Regions from separate parts of the Mus musculus genome. Here region 1 is linked to region 2. The links are chromatin contacts, found by Hi-C or POLR2A ChIA-PET in ENCODE. All regions are on one chromosome and are shown on one strand. Each heading gives the region's core, a stretch centred on a gene start or an enhancer-like site at or near the end of the contact. The rest is flanking DNA. Distances are from core to core; before and after follow the strand shown. Region 1 overlaps Tspan14 (tetraspanin 14). Region 2 holds the start of Sh2d4b (SH2 domain containing 4B).

Region 1 (5,863 bases), core at 185-2,684, 50 kb after region 2:
CTCCCTGTGCCAACCCACCAGTGTTTTGAGGGCAGGGGGCAGGGAAATAGCCTGGAAAACTGAAAAAATGTGGTTTCACCACTAATTCCCAAGAATACCTGGGTCTCCTAGACTCAGGTCATCCTACTGTAGCAACAGAGGGAGATGGACAGTCCACAGAAAGAAGAGGGGAAGAAGTCTAGGAAAACCTCATCCCACTCTTCCCCTCCCACCCTCTTTTTATTTTGGTCTGAGGATTTCATAGAGGTGACCTTCTCCTCTCCCCAGAATCACCTGCCACCATCAATTCTTATACTTTAAACTGGACCACTCACAACTTATTTACGAATAATACATTTTTTTTTTGTTCCTATTACCCAGCCCTCCATTAATGCCAAACAGGTACACTGACTCCTTTTCTAAATTCCCCTTCACTCATAATGGGTTTTAAGAGAAAGTAACACTATGTATGTTTGCTCAATTCACATGCTCATCCAGTACACTCCTAGGAAGTAGTTTTCATTGGTGTGTTTTTTATATATATAATGTAATACCACATGAAGAGCAAAAGAAATTTTGTAATTCAGGCTACTCCTCAACTGGTCTTAAAATGGTTCGGTGCAGAACTGTCTCTGGACTTCTGTAGGGATGGCAAGGAAGCCAAAGCCTGGCCAGGTCCTCTCAAAACCGTGTAGAGCCAGCCAGATGGCTCAGCAGGTAAAGGCACCTGCTACCAAACCTAATGACAGAGTCCTAGCTCTGGAATCCCCACAGTGGAAGGAAAGAACTGACTCCTGCAAGTTGTCCTTTGACAAGCACCCACACAGACAAGACAGCTATAATAAATATACATATATATCCATGCACAAAAGTGCACAAATAAATAAAATGTGGTTTTAAAAAGGTACTCTGGGGCTGGTGAGATGGCTCAGTGGGTAAGAGCACCCGACTGCTCTTCCGGAGGTCCAGAGTTCAAATCCCAGCAACCATATGGTGGCTCACGGTCATCCGTAACGAGATCTGACTCCCTTTTCTGGAGTGTCTGAGGACAGCTACAGTGTACTTACATATAATAAATAAATAAATCTTAAAAAAAAAAGGTACTCTTTACTCAGTAGCTTATGCACATCTTCTCAAAATTTAAATCATCTCTAGACCACTTATAATGCCTTACATACTATAAATACTCTGCAAATTGTTGCTTAGTATATTGTTTAAGAAATGATGGCAAGGAAAAATATATGTGTGCAGACAGACACAACTTGTTTCCTGGATATTTTCAATCTGTGGTTGGTTGAATCCATGACTACAGAATTACATAAGCCCTTAAAAACAAAGCTCCTTCCAAGCTGAGGGCAAAAAGAGAATTCAGAGACTCCTAACATAACCAGCACTGTTGCTGGCCCAAGGTAGCAGAGACACCTGTGACAGAGAATATAGGAGTTATGGATGTGCACAAGCCTAGCTTACAGTCAACAGCAAAACATGGATCAGTGTCCCAAAGCAGCAAAGAGAAGATTCTGTGACAGCCTGGATGAGCCTCAAGGTGAATCTCCCCACCGAAGCTTCGGGAAAAGAGCACAGAGCTGCCAATGCTATATAACTATATATTCAGAGACCCACCCAAAAAAACCAACTGAGCTTCTGCAGAGACCGTAAGACATCAAATGAAATATATGTGGGTTTAAAGCATCAATGAGGCCAGTGAAAGGCTACAGGCAAAAGCTATCAGCTCAGAAGAAAGACTGGATTATTGCCAGGCAGTGGTGGCACACGCCTTTAATCCCTGCACTTGAGGCAGAGGCAGGCAGATTTCTGAGTTCGAGGCCAGCCTGGTCTACAGAGTGAGTTCCAGGACAGCCAGGGCTACACAGAGAAAAACCCTGTCTCGAAATACCAAAGGGGAAATAAAAAAAAAAACAAAAAACACTGGATTATTTATTACTTTACTATTATCGTTATTGCTGCTGCTGCTGCTGTTGTTGACAGGAACTTACCATGTCATCCTGGCTGGCTTGAATTTGCCACCTGCCTCTGCTTCCCCAGTACTGAGATTAAAGGTGGAAACCACACCCAGCCTAAAGATTAGCTTTTAGGTAGAAGCTAATTGAAGTGTCTAGATAAAAGGTTAACCCATCCCTCCCCACCCCACCCCTAAAAAAATTAGTAGCCTTCCTATATACAAATGATAAGGGCTGAGAAAGAAGTCAGAGAAACATCCTCCTTCACAATAGCCACAAATAATAATATAAAGTATCTTAGTGTATGTAACTGTAACCAAGCAAATGAAAAGCCTGTATAACAATAACTTCAAGTCTTAAAGAAAATAATTGAAAAACATATCAGAGGATGGAAAGATCTCCCATGGTCATGGAACAGTAGGATTAACATAGTAAAAATAGCCATTTTACACAAAGCAATTTACAAATTCAATGCAATTCGAATCGAAATTCCAACACAGAGCCAGATGCCAGTGGCACTCTTCTTTAACCCCAGCATAGCATTTGGAAGGCAGAGGCAGCCAGATCTCTGAGTTTGAGGCCAGCCTGGCCTATAGAGAGAGTTCCAGGGTAGCCAGGGCTACACAAAGAAACCCTGTCTCAAAAAACAAACAAAACAAAATAAAACAAAACAACAATAAAACCCCACAACTCTTTATAGACCTAAAAAATAAAATAAAATAAATCTCCAGGATAGCTAAAACAATCCTATACAATAAAAGAACTTCTGGAGGTATCACCATTCTGGATTTCAAGCTGGACTACAAAGCAACCATAATTAAAACTGCATGGTATTGGCATAAACATAGACAGGTTAATCAATGAAATCAAATCAAAGACCCAGACGTAAATCTACACACCTATGAACACCTGATTTTTGACAAAGAAGCCAAAATTATACAATGGGAAAAAGAAAACATGTTCAACAAATGGTGCTAATCTACCTAGATGTGTGTATGTAGAATACAAACAGTCCCTACCTATCACCCTGCACAAAACTCAGAGAACAGCCTTGAATGGATTGGCACAGGAGACAACTTCCTGAACATATCACCAACAGCTCAGGCACTAAGACAATTAATAAGTGGGACCTCATGAAACTGAAAAGCTTCTGTAAAGCGAAGGACACTGTGAATAGGACAAAAAGGGTAGCCTACAGAATGGAAAAAGCTCTTCACTAACCCTACACTCGACAGAGGGCTAATATCCAAAATATAGAAAGAATTCAACAAACCAGACATCAACATACCGGGTACAGATCTAAACAGAGGCTTCTCAACAAAGGATTCCAAATGGCCATGAAACACCTAAAGAAAAGGTTCAATATCCTTAGCAGTCAGGGAAATGCAGATCAAAACAACTTTGAGAATCTTGTACCTGACAGAATGGCTAAGATCAAAAACACAAGTGACAGCTAACCTGGTGAGGATGTGGAACAAGGTGAACACTCCTCCATTGCTGGTGGAGGTACAAACTTTTATAACCACTTTGGAAATCAAAATGGCAGTGTCTCAGAAAGTTGGGAACTGATCTACCTCAAGACCCAACTAAGTTACTCCAGGCATTTTGTTGTTCAGCTCCGTTCATAGAAGCTTTCCTCATAATAGCCAGAACCTGGAAACACCATAGATGTCCCTCAACCAAAGATTGGATAAAGAAAATGTGGTACATTTACACAATGGAGTATCATCATGAACTTTGTTAGCAAATGGACAGACATGTATGCAGTCTCTTATAAGTGGATACTAGCTGTAAAGGATAACCATACTACAATCTACAGACCCAGGGATTAAGTAACAAGAAAGGCCCAAGTGGGACAGGGGGATAGATGGATGCATGGACCTCCCTGGGAAGGGGAAATAAAATAGAATTCATGGGTGGACTCAAGGCAGGTGGAGATAGGACAGGGGATTCAGGTGGTGGGGAGTACCGGGAGAGACCACTGGAATTGGGGCATTTTAGGGGGTGAAATAGAAACCTAGAGCAATGGAAACATCCTGGAATCTAAAACAGTGACCTTAGTGAAGAAGACTCCTAGTGATGTGGGACATGGGGTCTGAACTGGCCATCTTCTGTGACCAGGCAAGACTTCCAGTGAAGGGACTGGGACACAAACCCAGCCACAAAACCCTTGACCTACAATTTGTCAGGCCTGAAAAATGTGCTGCAGTAAAAGTGGCACAGAACTTGTAGGAGTGGCCAACAAATGACTGGTCCAACTTGAGACCCATGTAACCAGAGGTAGTCCATGCCTAACACTGACCAGGAACCGGAGGCTGGCTGGATAGCCCAGAGATCTAGGATGGAACCAAACATGACTGGGGAATAAAAAGAGTCAATGGAATGGTTCCTAATGATATTCTGCTATACTTATAGACTGGAGCCTAGCACAGTCATCATCAAAGGCTTCATCCAGCAACTGATAGAGCAGATGCAGGACCCACAGCCAAACATCAGGCTCAGCTGGGGGAATCCTTCAGAAGAAGGGGGAGGACTGTAGGAGCCAGAGGTTTCAAGGACACCACAAGAACATGGGCTAACTAACATGGGAATCAACTAACCAGGGCTCATAGGAAGTCACAGAGACTGAGCCAACAATCAGGCAGCCTGTATATGCCTGATGTTGGTCCTCTACTATATGGTAATAACTATCTGTTATAGTTGTATAGCTTGGTGGTTTTGTGGGATTCCTAACAGTGGGAGTTGGGGCTGTCTCTCTTTTGCTGCTTTTGGGACCCTTTTCCTCCTACTGTGTTGCCTTGTCCAGACTTGCTTAGGAGGGTACGTGCTAAGTCTCGTTGTAACTTGTTTATGCCATGTTTTTAGTTGATATCCCTGGCAAGCCTGCTTTTTTTTTTAAGTGCTATTTTCAAATATATTTTTTTATTTTTATTTTGTGGTTAGAATACATACAAATACAGTTGTTGTCATGGGAGACGGTCTTTCTGAACACATTAATTCTCACTTCATATTAGCTGATGTCAAAACCTGCACTCATGCCATTGAAGGAGAAGCATGATTATATGTGCTCCTTAAAAACAAAAACAACAAAACAAGCAAACAAACAAAAAACAGCTATACGTCTCTTTTTTTCGTGTAGTTACAAATAGTACTCCAACTTTGAGTAAGGGGCTTAACTTTAGAAACCAAGGGGTTTGGAATAATTTTGACATTGATAGGTTTGGATTCAAATCCTGTTTCTTTGTGGGTTTTCAGCTCTCAGTTGCCCTTGACAAGCAGGAAGAATTACCATCCCCAATTTCAAGGTGCTAGCTACAGGGGAAAAACAGAGGAAGGCAGCTTTGCTTTAGTGTCTTGCTCTGGATTGCTCTTTGCTGAAGGAAAAAGTAGGAGTTGATCTGGGTGAGAGGGGAGTCATGTGTGGTGGGGATGAGGAGTGGTGTGGTAGGGAGTAGCTTCGAAGGGAGGAGGGCGGGGAGGAGGGAGGAGAGACTGCAGTTGGGGTATAATGTACAGAAGAATGAATTAAAAAAGAAAATCCATTTGGGGTTGAGAAAAGTTCACTCTCTGTTCCACTCATTTCCAGATCTGCTATCTGTCCTCAACTAGTAGTCTGAACTAGCTGTCTAGGGCCTGTGGTTTGTTGTTTGTGCCACACCCAAAGGAGTCAAGGCCCGCCTCCTTCATGAATTCCTAGGGCCTCCACTCAGCTATCTCTTTCTTACTTGCCCTCTTAGGACACTGTGTGGTGTAAAAGCAAGCGCGGCCACCTTGGATCAGATAACACTACCAAGAACACGAGCTTGCCAGAAGTGCACATTTCAGCCCCCCTCAATCTCAATCGGTATTTTAGTAAGATTAGTGTTGAGAGGCTCTAATAGCAACAGCTCCTTTCTGGTAGACTACAAGTCACAGGAAGCAGC
Region 2 (5,940 bases), core at 3,383-5,882:
CCCAGTAAAGGAAGAAGCTCAATGAGAACAATGGCCAGAAGGAATGTGATACCATTTTAGGTTGAGCATACCTGAGCAATGTTGTACAGAGAGATCCCAAGAGGCCAGAATACACCTCAACAGGAACACAGGAGATATGCCATGCAGAACAAATTAGGAGAATGAAGACTGGGAAGGTATGTGCATATGCTGAGAAGGGAAAGACCCAAAGGATGGATGTTTCCAATTTGAGCCACCACATAGATTCCTTGCATGATACCTGGCTCCTGGTACTTGTGTCAACTATGTACAGTATGATCTTTCTGTTCAAACTTCCAAAGGCTAAACTCTATGCAAGCCATCAATTGGGATAAATGATTGAATGGGTGAATGGCTACACAAGAGAACAAGTGACAGATTTTTCCATTTAATTGGAGTTCTAAGACCCGTAGGAATTATAAAGGAAAATCTGTTTTGAGACTATAGGTCAAAGCCATGGGATGTGTATTTGACTCCATCACTCAGCAGCTGGGTGGCCTTGGCTGTACTTTATCTGTTCTGTGAGGCTCGGCACTCCTACTTGCAGTAGGATCATAGGTTCTTGCCTTCCAGACATGGGGAGCCTTCAGGTATGTGCTTCAACAAAGCTCTCACAGGTTGTAGGGCCTTCAAGACCCTTCACTGGGATTCTTGAACAGGAATCAGGCACTCTGGACTCTCACCGCTCCAACAAAAAGCTTTCTGGTTCCTGGGACAGAGCCAGGTCCTCCCCTAGAACTCTCCAGAGTCAAGCCCAAGGAGTTCCCAGGGGTAGCACTGAAGCATGGAGCTAAAATCTGGATGGGATTTTGGCCTAGGATACATACATTCCTCAGCCAGTCCCCTCTCTTTTCTATTTTTTATAAATCACAAATGTAATTACTCAGAAAATAATCTTCTGCACCAAAACCCCAAATGAGTTTAATGTATAATTTATATATGAAAATGTAGATGTCAGTGTGTGATGAATCTCCACATAAATATTTTTGCAGTTAAATTTTGAGGCATCTGTCTTCTTCCCAAAGGACTTCCCAGACAGATGTGAGGCCTCAGGACTCAGGCTGAGTGGGGATGGAAAGCCTTGGCGTGTGGACTGCCACAGCTTGTGATTTGGTTGCCAGAACATCGAGCCCAGACTTTGAGCCAGCCAGCTAAAGTCATGTCAGAGCTCTGTCACAACCTCTGGTTGTGTATGTTGGCGGGAGAGGGGTCACATGCTCAGGGCGAGTGTTCTTGCTATTTCTTGCTCAGAACAAGTATTTAACATTGTCCCAGCTCTATGCTCAGTCTCAAGGAAGGAAAACACAGTGAAGTGTAGCTTGAGTGCCAGCAGTTTGGAATCTACTGGGAGAGTCACACAAGGGAATGGTGAATAACAATGGTGGGGTAGCAAATGATGCAACTGGGGTTGGTCCTATGTGCCAGAAAGGTACATCAATGGCATCTCCCAAGATTCCAGGGGCAGGGACAACAGATAAAACAAAAGAACATCACCAACAGTAAGAAAAACATGCAAAAGACCAGGGTGAGAGTGGACATGATGAGGCGGTACCATCATGCCTGAAGAATGTATTGAGGCAGACCAACATGGAAGTTAGATTGGAAGGCGGAAGCCAGGCCACCAACAGGCCTGCACTGCACATGGCCTGGGTTGAACCCTTTGAATAAATCAAAGCTACACTTTGCTTGATGAATAGATGGAGACAAGTGAGGGAGGGTCCAGGGGCAAAAAAGAAAGCAAGTGGATTCGTGCTACAAAGTATAGAGTTGAGCTAAAAAAAAAAATAGCCCTTACATTCTAAGAGACTAGAACTTTTGCTGGACTTTACAGACAGACTTAGTAACATACCTTGAGGTCACTTAAGACTTTTAAGATCACTATCCTACTGTGTACTCAGTCTGTTCGTTTAATCTGCCTTTAAGAGGACAATACAACAACCAGCCTTAATTGCTTAGAATTTCAAATGTATTCAACTTTTACAACCTACGCTAATGCATAGCTGTAATCTTAATCTACCTGGCATTAGTGATCTGCACCAAGTTTTAGCCTTTGAATCTTTGAGTAGATGGATCATAGGGCTTTCGGTTGACTGAAGTAGCAGTATAGGGAATACTGGTGACTCAAGAACCAGGAGGCAAGTGTCATACAAGGCAGCTCCCATGCACCTCACTCAAGAGCAATGCATGTTTTGGGACCTGTGTTATAATCATCAGTTTCTGAAAGAGCAAATATAGGTTCAAACCAATTTTATAAAACGAATATCCACCAAAAATGTTGAATGCCACATATAAATGTTGATTGGTAAATAGCAATGTTTGTAATACTCTTTGTTATCTGGGTCAGTTAGGGTCGGTGACTTAAGCTCTTGTAACACTTTGTTAAAGATTTCCATGAAGAACCCATTATTCCTTTCCCCATGTGATGCTTTCTGCATTTTTCAATAAAAGAGAGGACAAACTCTTTGTTAGGGACAGACACACCTACAGAGAGACAGGGACAAACAGATTCACAAGACAGCCTTCAGGCAGGCACATAATCAGACCCATACAACAGACAGAGGGCAATGAAAGATGCAGAGATATAGAAGATTCAAATCTGGGCTCACTCTTGATTAAATGACACCAAGAGAAAATGCTTCATTGATCTCTGTACTTAATGTATGCAACACCAGCACATTATTGGTGACTCTGCATTTACTTTATTGTAATGTTTTCAAAGGGACCATAAAGTGTGTACAACATACACAAAAGCTAGTCTCCGTAGCAGAATCTAGAATGTGCAAGGTGCCTTAGCACACCTGATGCTGGCTAGAGGTCCCAAGTAGGTCTGTTAGCCCCAGTACATGGCTTTAACTGACAAATGACTTTGAATATAAAGTACCTGAAAGACAGGTTGGGTCTTTGCTTCTTGCCGGAAGTTGCTATTGCCATTTGGAGATGATGACTCATTATGCGAGGAAATTTTCTGGCATCCTTCTGGCAGATGCGCAGTGGGACTATAAACACAACCCACAGCATCCTCTCACATGAAGACGTGGGCTGTGGAGTACACTGTGGGCTGTGATATAGAGTAGAGACCTAAGCTGAGAATCAGAGTCTATATGCCAGGGAGGAAGGACCTAGTTATCTTCAATGTATTCTGACTAGAACTGCTATTGAGGGTGAAAGTATAACAAAGTAAAAACAGAATTCTAGGCCTTTAGGCCCAGGCTTGGGAATGTGGCCTTTGTAAAGGTATGCTAATCATAAAACAGATAGCGACATTCCTCCACCCACCCACTTCCTGGGTTCAAAGAGTGCTCATTCAAAGAAAGTCACCCTGACCATTACCAGAACCTGCAATGCAAATGTGCTATAGTTAGGGGCTCTTAGAAGCTGTCTTGAGAGTTAACAATTACCAGGTATTCCTTGTGACTCTTAACTGGTATCTTTGGTATCTTCCAACAACGCCCTCCCCACTTCCTTGAGTTGTGGTTTCTTCCTTTAAATACCCCCTTACCCAGCTACTCGGGCCGCCGTGGTCCTCTACCCCTGCGTGGTGTATGACTGTGGGCCGGAGAGCGCTCTTGAATAAAAATCCTCTTGCAGTTTGCAACAAGACCGTTTCTTGTGGGGGATTTTGGGGTGTCGCCTCTCCTGAGTCAGAACGTGGGAGAGTCCTCACTTTGTGGGTCTTTCAAGGGTAGAGAATATGCCCTTGGTCTGGGCATATACCTTACTAGTAGAGTACACAAAGCCTCAGACTCAATTCCCAGAATCAGAAAAAGAAAGAAGACAATGGTCTCTGTTATGCACCATGCAATTGTCAAGCATCAGATTCCACAGCGCCTTCTTTGAAGTGAGGAAGTCTACACTTCCCCAGCCCATCTGAGTCCTGCATAGTCCCTGCCACATTCTTCTATAATCCTGGTTGGAAACCCAAGCTAGTGGGACTAAAGGCCCCAGCACAAGGCTTCCAAATCCCCAGTCTTTATCACACTAGTGCCCATACGAAAGGAGAACCCAGCCTTGACTCGTTAACTTTCTCATTATTAGTTAAGATTTGGTGACCCGCCCCCCACCCCCACCCCCAAGCCACATACCTCTCTTGACCTTTGCGGGCCTCAGGCCCTCTGCCTGAGCCAGGGCATCCCACGCCTCCCGTTCCCTCCATCGCCGCAGCTGCTCCTCTCGCATCTTATAGAAGAGGATGTGCTTCTGCACATCGCTGAGCTCGGCCAACAGCTCCGGGTCGATGTACATGTCCTGCAGGATCTGCTGCAGCATGATGCTGTGGGGGACGCACACCGGAGTGCAGCCAGTCAGAACTCCAAGGCTACACAAGATCCCTGGGCCAGGCCAGCGCCTTGAGCCAATTCTGCCCTAGCTCCTCACTTTGGAGTCACTCCAGATGACCTCTCCTTGGACAGCATCTTTGTCCTGTCTCAGCTCCCAGCCAATGATGGATTCATATCGGCCAGGACAGCATTATTCACCCAAGCAGCAAGAACCAAGGGGCTCTGAGAGGTAGCAGAGGCAGAGAGCTGTCTAGTCCTGGCTTCCTATTAAGATCACTTATCATTAAATTACCACATTTCAGCAGTGTTGTGGCTTCACCTGGGGTTTCTACAACAATAAGGCTCCAAACATCTGCTCAGACCCAAATCCACCTGGGTCGGGAGGTGTCGAGTGATCTGTTAGTGGAAGGTAACAATGACACCAGCTGTATCAGTGACACTGGCCCGGCCAGCTGAGAACTGATCCCTCCCCTGCAGATAAGAGGGGGTGGGGAAGAAGTTGTTTGCCTACTAATTCCATGTCTTTTGAGCCAATGTCAGAGGCCTATGCAACTTTCAAAAGCTTCTGGGACCCCAGGTGCCACAACTGTATCTGCTTCACCATGAGCAACCTTCCTCATTTCAGGGCACCTGGAAGATAATGTTATTACTTCTTAAAGTGCCTTGGGGAGGAAATGCCTTCCCTCCTATCTGTTTTGGATTCAAACTGGCGAACAAAATGGAATCAGTAGAAGAAATGTAGGGGTTATTACCTTACCACAGTGCTCATGACCATAAAGATGACATCATTTCCTTTCCCTAGAGCAGACTTTTAAACTCTGCATGTGCTTAAAGACAGGCCTCCCCAGTGGGCCATTTGGGAGGTTGTTGTTGATATCTTTGTTGTCCAAGTCCTTGCTAGTCTGCTTTAATACAAATGTCCAGGCTTCTGCTTTGAGGTGGGTAGGAGCTGCTCTTGCTGAGACCCGAGGCTCCCTTTCTAATAAGCTTGCTTGCAGAGCTGTTCATAGGTGTCCTTTTATCCAGACAGGAAAGCCCAGGAAGGTAGTGCATGCCTCGGGCTATGCAGCCAGTAGGCTGCCGCAGCAGCGCTCCACCCAGATTTCAAATTTGACATCCTCTTCGTAGTTTAAAGCTGCAACCCTATCCGGAGAAAACAGGCAAGATCTGGCACTGTGAGCAGGTTGGATTGGTGGTATCAGTTTCTCCACTTCCCTAGGGATGGAAGAGGGATCCGGAAACCAAGAGAAATGGTAGAGACCCGGAGTCTGAATCTGTCTCTCTCTGCAAGACTGACACAAAAGTAAGCAGAACCAAGCGGAGTCTCTCCAGTTAAGCCCACAGGGTCAAAAACGAATGTGGCAGCCAGACACCCTCCTCTCAGGCCAGTCCCTTTTCCTCTCTCAAGCCGGTTTTGGTCGGCGTTTTATCCCAGGCAATAGGGAAGCAAATTGGGACACTGGTGAACCAAAGGCAGGAAGGACATCTAGCCTCTGTGTCCCCAGATTCTTAAAAGAACAGGATAGAAGGCAGAGAAAACACTATTAAAAGCAGAGGAATGGTTCCAGGCCTTTGAAAGCAGTGGCGTCCTGGGATTTGTAAACGAATAGGAGAAATTACTCCATTAGTGCTACTGAGGCTCTGT

Evidence for each region. Hi-C counts contacts between places; a loop is a spot of excess contacts on that map. ChIA-PET counts read pairs that join two places held with the same protein, here RNA polymerase II (POLR2A).
Region 1: a map of heart shows a loop between it and region 2 (5-fold over the local background). The contact joins the enhancer-like site here to the promoter of Sh2d4b in region 2. A Hi-C loop is called at or near these places in 1 of 37 maps with a recorded cell type or tissue (heart). POLR2A ChIA-PET finds 5 or more read pairs at or near these places in 4 of 5 experiments (Patski and embryonic stem cell).

The regions. Positions count from the first base shown.
Region 1 is chr14:40,941,961-40,947,823 of GRCm38, forward strand. All of the region lies in intron 1 of Tspan14 (tetraspanin 14), which reads right to left. Among named protein-coding and RNA genes, the nearest start is that of Tspan14, 22 kb to the right of the region's middle. Within about 2 kb of position 1,435, at least 1 of the 3 ENCODE cell types and tissues checked has a DNase peak (open chromatin) inside an H3K27ac peak, as active enhancers do.
Region 2 is chr14:40,888,682-40,894,621 of GRCm38, forward strand. It overlaps Sh2d4b (SH2 domain containing 4B), which reads right to left and starts at 4,633. Exons shown (of 8, transcript NM_177816.4): 1 at 4,101-4,633. The coding sequence starts at 4,284.